3 separate regions of the Homo sapiens genome follow, and regions 1 and 3 are each linked to region 2. The links are chromatin contacts, found by Hi-C or POLR2A ChIA-PET in ENCODE. All regions are on one chromosome and are shown on one strand. The core of a region is the stretch at or near the end of the contact, and the rest is flanking DNA. Distances in the headings are between cores, read along the strand shown.

Evidence for each region. Hi-C counts contacts between places; a loop is a spot of excess contacts on that map. ChIA-PET counts read pairs that join two places held with the same protein, here RNA polymerase II (POLR2A). Pooled maps may share reads with other maps.
Region 1: a loop to region 2 is called in a pooled map, with 2.2 times the contacts of the local background. The contact joins two enhancer-like sites. A Hi-C loop is called at or near these places in 2 of 168 maps with a recorded cell type or tissue (OCI-LY7 and right cardiac atrium), 1 of 37 single-sample maps with no recorded cell type and 1 of 50 pooled maps. POLR2A ChIA-PET finds 5 or more read pairs at or near these places in 3 of 52 experiments (HCT116, Panc1 and activated CD8-positive, alpha-beta T cell).
Region 3: a pooled map shows a loop between it and region 2 (2.7-fold over the local background). The contact joins two enhancer-like sites. A Hi-C loop is called at or near these places in 2 of 168 maps with a recorded cell type or tissue (CD8-positive, alpha-beta T cell and prostate gland) and 2 of 50 pooled maps. POLR2A ChIA-PET finds 5 or more read pairs at or near these places in 15 of 52 experiments (A673, GM12878, HEK293T and 11 more).

The regions. Positions count from the first base shown.
Region 1 is chr11:46,313,896-46,316,595 of GRCh38, reverse strand. CREB3L1 (cAMP responsive element binding protein 3 like 1) reads right to left here. Exons shown (of 12, transcript NM_052854.4): 9 at 211-310. Among named protein-coding and RNA genes, the nearest start is that of DGKZ, 32 kb to the left of the region's middle. Within about 2 kb of position 1,328, at least 5 of the 41 ENCODE cell types and tissues checked have a DNase peak (open chromatin) inside an H3K27ac peak, as active enhancers do.
Region 2 is chr11:46,098,726-46,101,425 of GRCh38, reverse strand. The region is part of intron 1 of PHF21A (PHD finger protein 21A); the gene reads left to right. Among named protein-coding and RNA genes, the nearest start is that of PHF21A, 21 kb to the left of the region's middle. Within about 2 kb of position 1,402, at least 5 of the 41 ENCODE cell types and tissues checked have a DNase peak (open chromatin) inside an H3K27ac peak, as active enhancers do; they include A673, where a contact is called at or near this core.
Region 3 is chr11:46,242,031-46,244,760 of GRCh38, reverse strand. No RefSeq gene overlaps it. Among named protein-coding and RNA genes, the nearest start is that of LINC02710, 24 kb to the right of the region's middle. RefSeq lists a silencer at 1,180-1,389, enhancers at 468-1,401, 1,402-2,335 and a cis regulatory region at 833-1,715. Within about 2 kb of position 1,345, at least 31 of the 41 ENCODE cell types and tissues checked have a DNase peak (open chromatin) inside an H3K27ac peak, as active enhancers do; they include A673, where a contact is called at or near this core.

The sequences.
Region 1 (2,700 bases), core at 79-2,578, 220 kb before region 2:
GTCGGGGACCGGTGTGAGGCAGAAGGCACCATGGGCTTGGAGAAGGAGTCTGGAGTCTGCTAGAACCAGCCCACCAGGCGCCAGGATGGTGTACCCTGGGACGCTGCCCACGATGTTACCGATCCTTAAAGCTCTGCCCAACCCTGGAAAAAGCCAGCCTTGGGAAGAACTCTCCTCCTGTGGGTCTGTGGTGGAGGGAGCCACACCTACCATGAGGCAGGTCCCAGTCTGGGTGGCGGCCATCTTGTAAGGTCTGGAGATCTTGTTGGTGACCAGAGTCTGGAGTTTCTGCAGCTGCTGGAGCAGGGTCCTGAGGAGGGCACAGCAGTCAGCTGGCAGGCTTTGACCCCGCAGGCATCTCTGCCTCCTGGAGCTCTCCTAGGGGGCTGGCTCCAGACTTGGCCTCCACGCCAGGTGCCCGTTTCAGTCAAGATAGGAAAGGTCACCTCCTGCGTGGCTCCTCTGCAGAGTGGCCTGGCGCCTGGGGCCTGCCTCATGGTGACTGGCTGGGTCACCTTGTGGAAGCTCAGGCCTGCCCTGTGATGCTCCTGGCCAAGGGGGTTGGAGGAGGGAAGGCCTGCCCCCAGCTGCACAGATGCCAGCCTTCTTTTGCTTAACCGACACCTGCCACAGTTTCACTGACCTTCCCTCCCTGGCACCCCCAGCACCCTGAGCTGATAAGAAGGAGCTGTTTGGCACAGTGCCTGGTATGTAGTGAGTGTCTAGTAAATGGTAGCTATTGTTTTTGTTAGGTTTTTTGTTTTGTTTTGTTTTGAGACAGAGTCTCGCTCTTTCACCCAGGCTGGAGTGCAGTGGTGCGTTTGCGACTCACTGCAACCTCCGCCTCCGAGGTTCAAGTGATTCTCCTGCCTTAGCCTCCTGACTAGCTGAGACTACAGGCGTGCGCCACCATGCCGGCTAATTTTTGTATTTTTAGTAGAGACGGGGTTTTGCCAGGCTTGTCTGGAACTCCTGACCTCAGGTGATCCACCCGCTTCGGCCTCCCAAAGTGTTGGGATTACAGGCATGGGCCACCGTGCCCAGCCATTTTTGCTTTATTGCTGTGTTTGCTTTTATCACGGCACTTCGTTTATTTATATATCTCCACATCAGTCTCCTTTATTAACTGTGGCCTCCCTGAGGGTGAGGACCGGGTCCCACTCAGCGTGGAATCTTCTGGGTGCATACAGAATGCGTTCAGCACAGGCTTGGTGGGCAAATGTTTAATCTCTCTCCACCCAAACGGGCACGTAGGGGTTGCAGTTCCCACAATGTACAGCAGGTGGCGAAATAACTACAAGGGCTTGGACCTACTTTGGGCCAGAAAGGAACCCCAGCCAGAGACAGAGGGGTGGGGTGGGGGGTCAGGTGGGATTCTCCAGGCCAATCAGGGAACAGAGGAGTGGCTGGATCCCGCTGGAGAAGCTGGGGGAGAAGGAAGGAAAGAAGGAAAAAGTCTTGTGTTGAGCACCTGCTGCATACCAAGGCTGTTGTCTAGGTTATTGTAATTAATCCCAGCAAATAATTATTAAAGACCTACCACAGGCTCATGGCTGGGCACTATCAGGAATTTGGAATGAAAATAATGGTGGGGTGTGGTGGCTCACGCCTGTAATTTCAGCACTTGTGGGAGGCTGAGGCAGGAGGATTACATGAAGTCAAGAGTTCAAGACCAGCCTGGCCAACATAGTGAAACCCTGTCTCTACTAAAAATACAAAAATTAGCCGGGTGTGGTGGTACACGTCTGTAATCCCAGCTATTTGGGAGGCTGAGGCATGAGAATTGCTTGAACCCAAGAGGCGGAGGTTGCAGTGAGCCGAGATTGTGCCACTGCACTCCAGCCTGGGCGACAGAGCAAGACTGTGTCTCAAAAAAAAAAAAAAAGTAAATAAAAATAAAAAAGTAAAAATAATGAAAGAAGGCCAGGTGCAGTGGATCACACCTATAATCCCAGCACTTTGGGAGCCAAAGCAGGAGGTATGCTTGAGTCCAGGAGCTGGAGACCAGCCTGGGCAACACAGCAAGACCACGTCTCTACAAAATACTTAAAATTAGCCAGGGGTGGTGGTGTGCGCCTGTGGTCCTAGCTACTTAGGAGGTTGAGGGGGGAGAATCAGGAGTTTGAGGCTGCAGTGAGCTATGATCACCCCACTACGCTCCAGCATGGGCAACAGAGTGAGACCCTATCTCAAGAAAATAAATAAATAAAAATAATGAAAGAAGAATAAAAGCTAACATGAATTGCACATTTCTAAATGCCAAGCATCAGGCTGGATCCTTTATTCGCAGGATCTTATTAATACCCTCACATCCATCCTATGAGATAATGTTTCTTTTCTTTCTTTTTTTTTTTTTTTGAGACAGAGTCTCACTCTGCCACCCAGGCTGGAGTACGGTGGCACCATCTCAGCTCACTGTAACCTCTGCCTCCCGGGTTCCAGTGATTCTTTTCCCTCAACCTCCTGAGTAGCTGGGATTACAGGCATGCACCACCACATCCGGCTAATTTTTGTATTTTTAGTAGAGATGGGGGTTTCACCATGTTGGCCAGGCTGGTCTCGAACTCTTGGCCTCAAGTGATTTGCCCGCCTCCGCCTCCCAAAATGCTGGGATTACAGGCGTAAGCCACTGTGCCTGGCCCTATGAGATAATGTTTCTATCATCCCCATTTAGACGAAGAAACAGGGGCCCAGAGATAT
Region 2 (2,700 bases), core at 153-2,652:
GTGTGTAAAACATAACAGGAAAGTAACTTTGTGTTTTCAAAACATGCACTACAGTTAGATACATTGGTATACTCAAAGGAAAAATGTGTATGAGAATGTTCTTTTCATACATTGTTAGTTTAATACTGGTAATCCCTTTTAGGATAATATTTTCATTTGTCTTTTAACTTACTGAAGATGTCTGAGCCACCACTAACTTAGTGAAGAACGATGCCTGCTGGACAGATTTTAGCTTTTCTTACTCCTGCTTTTAGAAGTTCTGAGATTATTAGTTTTGAGCTTGTGTTCTTAGGAGTTGCATTTTATTTTATGTACACTTTCCTGTCTGTGATGGTTGTATGGACCACCATTTCTTAGCATAAGCAGGACAATATATAAGTCAGCTTAAAGTTGCAGGTCACAAGTCTTGTTCCGCACTTCCTTCTTGTGCATATTCTATTTCTATTTAACCCAAATGTGTGTATTGGTTAAGGAATGCTTGTTTCACTTATAAAATGGTTTGTCAAGGAGGGACTTTTGACTACCTGCTATCTTTAGACGTGGTAACAGTGGTTAGAAACTTGCTATGTGCTCCCTTGTTTGCTCTTCTTTGCACTGTAAGTTGTACATATGTCTGCAGTTGTGGGGCGTGTTCATTAGGAGTCACTACAAGGTAATGGTAGACTTATTTCTGAATTTATTTGGTTGCATTAGTTTAAATTAGACCCACAGGTGTAATTATTCCATCTCAATGCATGGGGAAGCATAGTCAGTGAAAGTTGTGCATGTAAACCCCTGTGCATTGAAAATGTGTCTTTAATGTTATGATGTTATTTGGCATCTATCATTTAGTGCAAGGAGTATACTTACTTAACAGGACCTTTAATAAGTTCCCTCTACACCAAAGATATATATTTTAAAAATTATACTTAAGAAGACTTTGTGGTATTCCCCAGAAGAGTTCGCCTATAGCAGCAAAACCTTTCTAAAATAAAACTTATTCTTTTAACCGGTATTCATTTAAGTGGGTTTCTCTCTACTTGGTTTCCATGGAAATAGCAAATAGCTAACGTTATTTATAAGGTGGAAGTAAAATAGGGTGCCTAATGGGACCCCATGCTGCTCTGATGAAGAGACTTAGGAAAAAAGTCCATGCTCATGGGATTTTTTTTTTTTTAAACAAGGTTAATGGAAGCCCTGATTTCAGTCTTCTGTAACATAACATATTTTTGGTCTTAAAGGCTAGCATTAATATCAAGCAAACAACTTCTTTTTGAGGTCTGTATTGCTTTCACTTTCAAGTTTTAGGACTACTTACTTATCAGCGTGATTGAGGCATGTTTCAGACTCCTGTTTCTTTGTGGTTTTTGTTTCAAAAGTTAAAATTCCCAGTGTATTGTAGCTGTTTCCACTTCTCATTGACATTTCAAAGTACTGATAAAAAGATAAATGTTCATTAAGGATAGCAGTGGTGAGAAAGGATCAATATGTTGGACTACAAAGATTTTTTAAAAAATGTAAATTGTATGGAACCATTTTTAGTTTTTAGGCCTAAAGTCAGGGTTCTTTTTTATTTGTGTTGTGGAGCTAAACCTGTATAGTCAGAGAGAAGAGATTCTAATTTTCTTTCAGGCTGGAAACAGGGAAAATCTTAATTTCTCTTTCCTTTTTAAAAAATGGATTGTTGCCAAAACCTTTTAACTGAAATAAATGTTAATTCTTTTAGTGCTTGAAATGTGGATTTGGAATAAAGCTTGGCTTTTTTCTCACTTCTTCGGTAAGGCCTACTCTGAGTTTTCTAGGCCTGCAGCAAAGCCTTGCATTTTTTAAGCCCCTTCAAGTGAAAGAGTATCATTCCCTTTGTGTTTGTGTTTGTGTTTAGGGTGTGTGTGTGTGTGTGTGTGTGTGTGTGTGTGTGTGTGTCTAATTTTTCTATAGCCTGAAAGGCACCTGCTCATTTTCCAGCCTAGTGAGTACAGCAGTGCTATATTGAGAAGTGAGGCAGGATGGAACACAATAAGGTGCTATAATTTTTATTTAGTTAGTTTTGCTCATCCTCGGCAGCTTGTGATCACTGTCCATTTATCTGGAAGTACTCTGATTATTCTTGGCTATCGATGCAGCAGGAGTTTTCTTCTGTGTTTAAAGCAAGGACTGTAGTATACTGAGGGCTCCATCAGGGAGGAGTTGAGTTTTGTTTTGTGTGCATGTGTTTCTCTGGATAAGCTTCTGGCTATAGTTGGGTTTACTGTGCTTTAATTTTTTAAAATTTGGTTGTTTTAATCTTGTTGAATTTATTTTTGTGTGAGATATTTTTCTCTAGCAATTCACTAATTTCTTCTGTGTATGTTGATGCTATTTTATAAAATTTTCTTAATGTGTTGTTCTTTTAGTTTAACTTCTTCTTGTTTATTTTTAAAATCTGGTATCTAGCATTGACCTTTCTTAGTGACTTTTATTTGAATTATCTTGTGCTTTAGAGACATAGGAATTTGGGTCTATTATCCCATTTCTGAGCGAACAACTCCCAGTAGTTACAGTTAGTGCAATAGAAAGGGTTCTCACAGATGCAGTGCTGGGCGTTGATCCTCCTCCTTGGTGCTTATGGTTTACACCCAGAACTCCCATTAGTGTTAATAGGAGGCACTTCCTTAAATCCCTGTACACCAAAATAAGCTCAAACTCTTTTATAATGCCTTATAGATACCTGAGTTGTTTTTT
Region 3 (2,730 bases), core at 96-2,595, 140 kb before region 2:
GGCAAGTTACTTAACCTCTCTGTGCCTCATTTTTCTCCTTTAAAATGTAAACAACATCCACCTTCTGTGGTGTCATAAGGAGTAAGAACATGTAAAGTGCTTAGAATAATGCCTGAGACATTGACAATCACTCAATATGTTAGGTAGTATTACCTCCAGAGTTTTTGTTTGTTTTTGAGACAGGGTCTCACTGTCACCCAGGCTGGAGTGCAGTGGCACCATCATAACTCACTGCAGCCTCAACCTCCCGGGCTCAAGCAATCCTCCCACCTCGCCTCCCCGGTAGTTGGGACTACAGGCACGCGCCACTATGCCCAGCTAATTTTTGTGTTTTTAGTAGAGATGGGTTTTACCATGTTGCCCAGGCTGGCTGACCTCCCAAAGTGCTGGGATTACAAACATGAGCCATTGTGTCCAGCAATTACCAGAGTTTTTCACCAAATGTGGTAGACGAGACAATTTAGCATATATATATATATATATATATATATGGCTGGTCAAGTGAAGCAGTGTGAGTGGAGAAGAAAAGAAAAAAGAAAAGAAAGAAATCTGTAACTGAATGTGATCAGTTAGTTGCAAACACCACTGCACTCGGACCAGCCCATATATATATTTTTTATTTTAATAGTTTTGAATTTATTTTCAGCCTGTAGCTTTGCTAATGTTATTGCTTAGGGCAAAGCTATCTAAAAAAGGGAAACGGTTTAAAGTTAAAGAAAAAGTTAATAAAATAAAAGTCTATTAAAATATATAATAGTGGTGGAATGTGGACATGGAAGCAAACCGTGAAGGCAATATCCGAACAGCTGAAAATTTTGGAAAATAATCGGTGACGTCTCCTGCTCATAAAACCTAAAACAGATGAGCGAGGCAGAGGAGATACTGACAAAGGAGGTATCAAAATCTTGCCTCCTTTCCGCCCCGTAGCCACAATGCCTCCCTTCTTAAGAAAGTGTGTGGTGTGAGGGCCCAGACCCGCGAGGCTTGACTGTGCTTCCGAGCTGTGGATCCTGGACAGTGCTGCGGATCGGGGGCGCAGGAGAGGGACGCCGAATCCAAAGGCCCAAGTCTGGAAACCGAAGCCAACTTCCCAACTTCGCTCTGCCGGTGCGTTTGGGGAGATTTGGGCCTCTCTGATTTTTTTGGATCACTGGGTCAATCAGTCAGCCAATGCCTCGGGAGAAGTTTAATTAAGCTCAGATCGCAGGCGCGAGCTGCCAGAGGTCTCCCTGGCCGACCGGCCCCGCCCCCCGCACATCTGGTGAAAAGCTCCCCCTCCGCCCTTTGGGGCGGGGCCGCAGCCCGCGCATGCGCGTCGGCCCGGTTCCCGGCGCCCCGCAGCAGGACTCAACTCCCAGAACAGCGTTGCAAACTGTTGCATCAGACAGCAAGCAGCCGGTCGGGCTGCCAGGGTTTCTAGGAAGATAGGAAGGGTTTGAGATCCTCTGTGGTCGCCTGGGAGCTTTGGCTGTCACTCACGGTGTTTACATGCCGGTAACGCGATCCCCTAAAATATCAAGCTTGCACCCATCAGAGGAGGGCCATAGCCACAGGTGAAATTCCCTGAACGCCATTGCTCCTGTCCTCACTCCACGCCCTGACCCAGGCGGGACTAACTGAACTGGACTTCGTCTGCTTTATTAATGGCAAGGGCCCTGAAGGAATCAGCTGGGTTCGATTTCTCTTCCCAAGTACAAGAATGCCCCCTGAGGAATTTCTCACTCTGTGAAAGTGCAGAACTAATTTCCCCTGACAAGTGCTATTGCCGGTTCCCAAAAGGGTTTGGAAGGATCCCAGCAGAAATGTTCAGTGGTTTCCAAATCTCTTTACCCCAGCAGCTGGACACACAGACCCTGAGCTAGGAGCCCCTTTGGGCATCCAGAACTTCTTGGTGGGTGGACACACGTCCTTGACACATAGGTCTTCCTTTTGTCGTATCTCAGGCCCCTTGTTATGAAGACTTTGGATATTAGCCAGAAAATGCACAACCACAAATTCATGCACACATATATATTGAGCAGCACACATATACAATGAGTTCTCTGGGTCCAAATGGCTTTAGCAACTCAGGTCAGTGGAAAAGTCGTTCTTACGTTCCCTCACTCTTCCGGCCTCTGGGCCATTCTTCCTCAAAGAGAGAAAATAATGCTGTATCTAGAAGGGATAGGACAAGCTAAGCTGGTGGGTGGGATATTCAAGAAGAATGAGAGCACTGATTTGGAATCTAGTTTTTAAAGGGATTTTCAAGGACATAATCTGAATCCCATGGCTCAATCCTCTTTTTTTTTTTTTTTTTTGGAATGGGTCAAGACCAAGATCATTCAGTATTAATGGATTTTCCAGAAAGACAAAAACTGGCAATTTACCTTGAGCATTCTGCATCTTTAGGGTGTTGATGGTGAAAGTCTATTCCCTGTGAATAATTCTGAGAACTAAAACAGGCCTAATGTCTTCCTTCCCCTTCATTATTATCAATCACTCGATCCCAAGATTAAAAAAAAAAAGACCCAAAAGACTCATAAGCATTATTCGATGCGTCCCTTGCCAGACAGTCACTGTTGTTTGTTTTAGCTAGCATTTTCCTGTGAACAGTGGAGTATTATGTCACTATGGGATTCTCATTGTAATAGATGTTTCATAAATATGACCTGAATTATTTCAGTTGTCACAGTGTTCTTATGAATGGAAGGAAAGCCAACTAGGAAAGGATGGGACGGCATTGGCAGGTCC